2 separate regions of the Homo sapiens genome follow, and region 1 is linked to region 2. Evidence: chromatin loops called from intact Hi-C (ENCODE). Cell type or tissue: PC-9. All regions are shown on one strand. Links, peaks and the distances in the headings refer to the core of each region. The heading gives the core; the rest is flanking DNA.

Region 1 (2,919 bases), core at 294-2,793, 180 kb before region 2:
CCTGCCTTCCACCTCCATGGCAATTCTTCATAGGCAGAAACTGTACCACTCTCACCTGTTTCCTGGGCTGATCCTTTTCTACCCTGTCCCTGTGCTATTCTGAAAATAGCTTTACCAAGAAGGACATGAAACTGTGAGCAAAAGTCACACATTCATGACAAAATTCTCCCAGGAAGATTATCATTCCAATCAAAACATGTATGGTATCCTTTTAAAATATCATTACCCAGAGCTTTCATTCTGAAGCACTTCCCATATATTATTTTAGGTGTCTGTGCCAGCCCATAAGTGTGCATAAATGGCAGTTTCTAGTGCACACCGTGGTTTTTAGATTGCAGTTTTTGAGTTGATTCCAAGAATTTTACTCTTAAGAAGCCCAAATAGCACTGCAGACAAATGTATTTTTTGAAATAGTAGAAAAACTAACAGTTCAGAATTTTTGGACTAAGTAGCTGATAGAGAACAGGTTGGTAACAGGAGACTGGTGTAGACTCATAGACTCATACCCTTCTTGCTGAGCCATCCTCACCCTGTGGCTTGGCCTAATTGATTTTCTAGGATCTTTAACCACGTCTAGGCTGCGGATACACCTTGCATGGTGGCATGACTACATTGATGGAGTTAGAGCTGAGATCCACATTCCTATTTCTCATTTCCTGTCCAGCTGCCTTTGATGGATTTTCCTTAATCACCTGGACCCTCACAGCTCTGCCACTTTCCTTGCTAGTTCGGATTAGTTTGATGTTTATGTGTCTGTAATAATGGAAACAATAAAAACCACCAACCTCCCTGCTATTCTTCAGGTGCTTTACATACACATTATCATTTAACGTGCAGTTTAGTGCTGTGCTTACAGCATGGACTTTGGAACTAGACCACTTTGTTTCCAATCCTGGCCCTACCACTCATCAGCTTGTGTGACCGTGGGCACATTCATTAACATCTCTAGGACTCAGCCCTTCCATCTCCCTCTCCCACAAGCCCTGCTCTGGACACCAGACTCCCCACCACAGGGAGCCTCCTGAGATACAGATCACTGTTACTAGGGGAGGACAACCTTATGCTTCCGTCCACAGTATCACATTTCTGATGACGACTAACTATCACCCAGAACAGATCCAGTGAAATGGCAATTTAAAAAGTACTTCTTTATAAAGTTGCTGCGAGGATCATATGTTTAGAAGGGTCCCGGTAACGTAGCCAATGCCACATAGGTGTATGACCTCTTCCCTATCTTTTGAGGTAGGTGTGAGACTACGGTGCTCAGAAAAGTGGAACGACTTTGGGCAACTTGGGAACAACTTGCCCAAAGTCACACACTTGATCAGAGGCAGAGGTAGGATATGGAACCGGATCAAGTCCAACCGTGGACTTTCCACCCTGCTGCGCCGTCTCAAGTTTGTCCCTGATTGGTTCTGAATCCCTGGCGCCCATTCTCATCCCGCCCATCCGAAGATAAAACAATCTTCCTCCCGCGCCCCGCTGCTTCCCGGGAGCTCCCAGGAACTCTAGAGAAAACAGGAAAACTGAAAAGTGCGCTCTGCCTGCTGTGCCAGGCATGTCCCTCAGGGGGAGCCAACAAGGCTTTATTTCGTCCCGGCAGCTGGCCCCTGGGCACGGCCCCCAGCCCGGCGTCCCAGTTCCAGCCGCGCTGCAGGGGCGCGAGGGTGCCCGGCTCGCAGGTGTCCGCGCGCACCGCAGGGCTGCCCGAGTGCGGCTGGCGGAATCCCTCCCCAGCTGGGGAGGAAGGCAGTTGTTTTCTTCCTGGTGGAACGTTCCACTTGAAACTGTTCCACAAGGGCTGTTCTCGCCTCCGACTCCGGGAGGAACTGTAATTAACACAGCAACAAACGCCCACGACGCTAACTGGCAAAGGGAGTGTAACACGAGCCGCTGCTACAACCGAACTGGGCCAATTGCTTTCCCTTCTTGCCTCCCATTTGGTCTGTTTTGGTTCCGCAGTCATCCAACTGTAGCGTTTCTTAAAACATGTCAGTGGCTGGTGTTTGTGTTTTGGGTTGAACAGTTTCACACACGTCGCTGGAGCCCGTGCTCGACCAGCTGCTGTGCTGGGGATTTGCTTTCTGCGGCTTTGGGAGTGTCAGGTAGCAAAACGAAGAGAGTAGTCGACTAGAACGGTGGCGGGGAGGAGGAGGAGGGATTGTCTGCAGTGGAGTCGGGAGCCTCCTCCGGACCAGGACAGGTAAAACCGGTCTGCCAGGTCTCAGGGGGAGCGGGTGGAGACGTCCCACCTCACCTGGCTGCGCTCCGACTCAGGCTCAGCCGGCAGGTTCTGGGGCAATGGGGGAAGGGAGAGGGGCCGGGCCCTTGTGGGTCCCGCACGCACACAGTACTCAGGGGCCAGCCAGGTGCCATCCCAGGTGGCCCAGCTTGGGGTGGGCAGCCAGGGTTGGGGCAGGGGTGCGTCCTGAGTTCTTTACCTTTGAAAGGTCTGATTTCCAATGCTGCCCTTACACATACCCTTGCTCCTGCCGAGTTTAGTCCGTGGCTTCACTGGGGAACTTGTTACATGGAGATTCACGGGCCCTGCCGGAGACCCAGTGAGGCAGAATCTGCCCTTTAACAAGATCCTCAGGTGATCTGCAGACACGTTAAAGTTTAGGAAGCACTGACTGCCTTATGACATATTATACTTTCTTCTAACGTCTTTCTATCAATTTCCCATCGTGTCAACACACTACCTTAGAAAATTGCAGAACAGGCAGTGGCTTTTAGAGAACTGTAACTGCTCTCAGCTAAATGTCTGCCCCGTTTGATGCTTAGTAGTAGCTCTCTGCTAATTACTGCTAAGGGGTAGAGTGGGGAGAGGCACAGCCAGCAGGACTATACAGTCCAACCCAGGAAAGCTCAGAGACTAGATGGGGAACCCAAATCCAAACAAGAAGAATGATGTAACTC
Region 2 (2,919 bases), core at 91-2,590:
AGGGAGAATAAAGTGGTAAAGGAGACGGGTTTCGCCATGTTGGCCAGGCTAGTCTCAAAATCCTGGCCTCAGGTGATCCACCTGCCTCAGCCTCCCGAAGTAGATTACAGCCATGAGCCACCATGCCCGGCTGCAGTGATTTTTTTTTTTTAAATTTTCTACCACTTTCTTTCAATAAAACCATACTCGATGCACAAAAAGAGCAGGAAAGTCAGGAGACTGGGAAGCTTTGCAACTAACTTTGAATGTGTGGTCTTGAACACGTAATTTCATCTTTTTCTTATCTGTAAAACGAAGAGATTGGACTAGATTATTTGTAAGATGCCTTCCTACTTTAATATATCAGTGAATCTTTTCAAAACAGGGTAATTATATTGAATGTAACTGTCATCCTAGGGTAAGTGAAGTAGTCTTTAACTACATGCAGGTGACAGTTTGTAAGCTTGCTTAAAAACATGATTGCTTTGCCTATTCTTCTCAAGAAATTTTAGTCAAGTGCAAGTTAGAGCTAATTAATACAACCAAATCACAGTGTTTGTTTTTGCATTCCCAGAAATTGTTAGTACTGTATATGATCAGTATGTACAATAAATGTTTTTACTAACTAAAAAAATTTCTTAAGGAAAAATATATTGACCTAAGGAGAAATGTTTAGAGCTAGATAAAGGAGATTAATATCTCTAGATGCAATTTTACTTTACAACGTTATTGAGGTATGATCCGCTTAATATAAAGTTCACCTGTTTAAGTATACAATTTAATGGTTTCTAGTTTTAGAACCTTTTCATCAGTCCCCAAATTTTCCTCAAGCCTATTTGCAGTGAGTTCCCAACTCCCACAGCCCTCTCCAGTCCTGGCAACTACTGATCTGCTCTTTGTTTCTATAAATTTTTCTGGACATTTCATCTAAAAAGAATTATATGTAGTATTTTGCATCTGGCTTCTTTCACTTTGCATGTTTTGAGGTTCATTTATGACATAACGTATCAGTATTTTGTTCTTTTTTATTGCTGAATGGTAGTTCATTGTATTATGATATTTTGTTTGTCTATACACTAGTTGGTAGATACTTATATAATTTCCAGTTTTTTACTTTTATGAGTAATACTTTTTTGAGCATTCATGGAGAAATCTTTGTGTAGACATACGTTTTTATTTATCTTGGATACATTCCTAAGAATGGAATTGCTGGGTCATATGATAATTAACTTTTTAAGAAACAGCCAAACTGTATTCCAGTGTGGCTGTATCATTTTACATTTCTACCAGCAGTGTGTAAGGGTTCAAGTTTCTCTACATCTTCACCAACAGTTAATAGTGTCTTTTTTTATAACATTATGACAGTTTAATGGATGTGTCATGGTATCATTGTGGTTTCAGTGAGAATATACCTAATGACTAATGATACTGAGCACTTTTTTTTATATGTTTATAAGCCATTCACATGTGTTCTTTGGTGAAGTGATATTGAGCACTTTTTTTTGTATATTTATAAGCCATTCATATGTGTTCTTTGGTGAAGTGTCTTAAGTAAGTTCTTTGCCCATTTTCAAAGTTGTGTTATCTTCTTGTTCACTAGTGAGAGTTCATTTAAATTCTGAATACAAGAGCTTCATCAGATTTGTGATTTGGCAATATTTTCTCCCAGTCTATGGCTTGTCTTTTCATTTTCTTATTGATATCATTTGAACTATGAAAATTGTTAACTTTAATGAAATCCAGTTTATCAGTTTTATCTTTTATGGCTCATGTTTTTGTTATCTAAGAACTCTGCCTTGTTTTTGTCATCTAAGAACTCTGCCTGACCTAAGGTCACAGATGTTTTCTCCTATATTTTCCTTTAGATGGTTTATAGTTTAAGCTCATACATTTAGGTATTTGATCCATTTGAATTAATTTTTGTGTATGGTATAAGTTAATGGTCTGTTTTTAAATTTATTTTTGCATGTAAATGTCCAGTTATCTAAAAATCATTTGTTGACAAGACTGTCTTTTATTCCATTGAATTTTGTGGGCATCTTTGTGAAAAATCTAACATAAATACAAAGATTTATTTCTGGACTCTAGATTCTCTTCATTGATCAATCCGTATACCTGTCCTTATATTAATAGCACACAATCTTGATTACTGTAGCTTCATAGTAAGTTTTGAAATTGGGTAGTATAAGTTCTCCAACTTTTTTCTTCACTAAATTATTTTGGCTATTCTAGATCCTTTGTATTTTCCTATAAAGTTAGGATCAGCTTATTTCTATGGAAAAAAAACAGCTGGGATTTTGAAAAAGATTATGTTGAATCTATAGATCAATTTGAAGAGAATTACCATATTAACAATTTTGAGTCTTCTAATTTATGAGCATGGAATGTTTTAGATCTTTTTGGCTCAGCAGTGTCTTATAACAGTGTGCAAATACAAATCTTATACTGATTTTTAAAAATTTATTCCCAAATATTCTTCATGGTCCTAGTTTGAATGGAATTGTTTTCTTAATTTCATTTTTGCATTTTTGCTAGAATATAGAAATACAACTGATTTTTGTATGTTGATTTTCTATCTTGTGATCTAGCTGAGCTTTTTTTTGATTCTAGTTGTTCGTTGGTGGTTTCTTAGGATTTTCTACATACTGGACAGTGTCATCTGATAATGCAGTTTCATTTCTTCCTGTCTAATCTGAATGCATTTAATATCTTTTTAAGTTTTTTTCTTAAAATGTGTTACTTTTTGGTGTTTTGCTGTACTAACTAAAACCTACAGGACAATATTCAGTGGAAGGAATAAGAACAGGCATTTTTGTTTTTCTCCTGATAGGGAAGTTAGCTGTAGAATTTTCATAGATGCTCTTTATTAGGTTGAAGAAGAGCCTTTTTATTTCTAATTTTTGAGAGTTTTAAAAAATAGTGGTTGTTGGATTTTGTCAA

What was found. Hi-C counts contacts between places; a loop is a spot of excess contacts. Peaks named below come from ENCODE experiments on the same cell type or tissue, not always from the same donor. Only the 100,000 strongest peaks of a DNase experiment are listed, where the experiment ranks them.
Region 1: it touches region 2 in a loop (4-fold over the local background); 1 of 110 quality-filtered maps calls a loop at or near these places.

What each region holds. Positions count from the first base shown.
Region 1 is chr5:36,743,195-36,746,113 of GRCh38, forward strand. No RefSeq gene overlaps it. Among named protein-coding and RNA genes, the nearest start is that of SLC1A3-AS1, 19 kb to the left of the region's middle. RefSeq lists a silencer at 1,524-1,613. In PC-9, for the core only: CTCF peaks have their summits at 1,584 and 1,784; DNase peaks (open chromatin) are centred at 1,257, 1,587 and 2,157; H3K4me3 peaks cover 2,272 bases; H3K27ac peaks cover 1,854 bases.
Region 2 is chr5:36,927,850-36,930,768 of GRCh38, forward strand. All of the region lies in intron 1 of NIPBL (NIPBL cohesin loading factor), which reads left to right. Among named protein-coding and RNA genes, the nearest start is that of NIPBL, 53 kb to the left of the region's middle. In PC-9, for the core only: no CTCF peak of the experiment used is centred there; a DNase peak (open chromatin) is centred at 1,272; H3K27ac peaks cover 1,824 bases.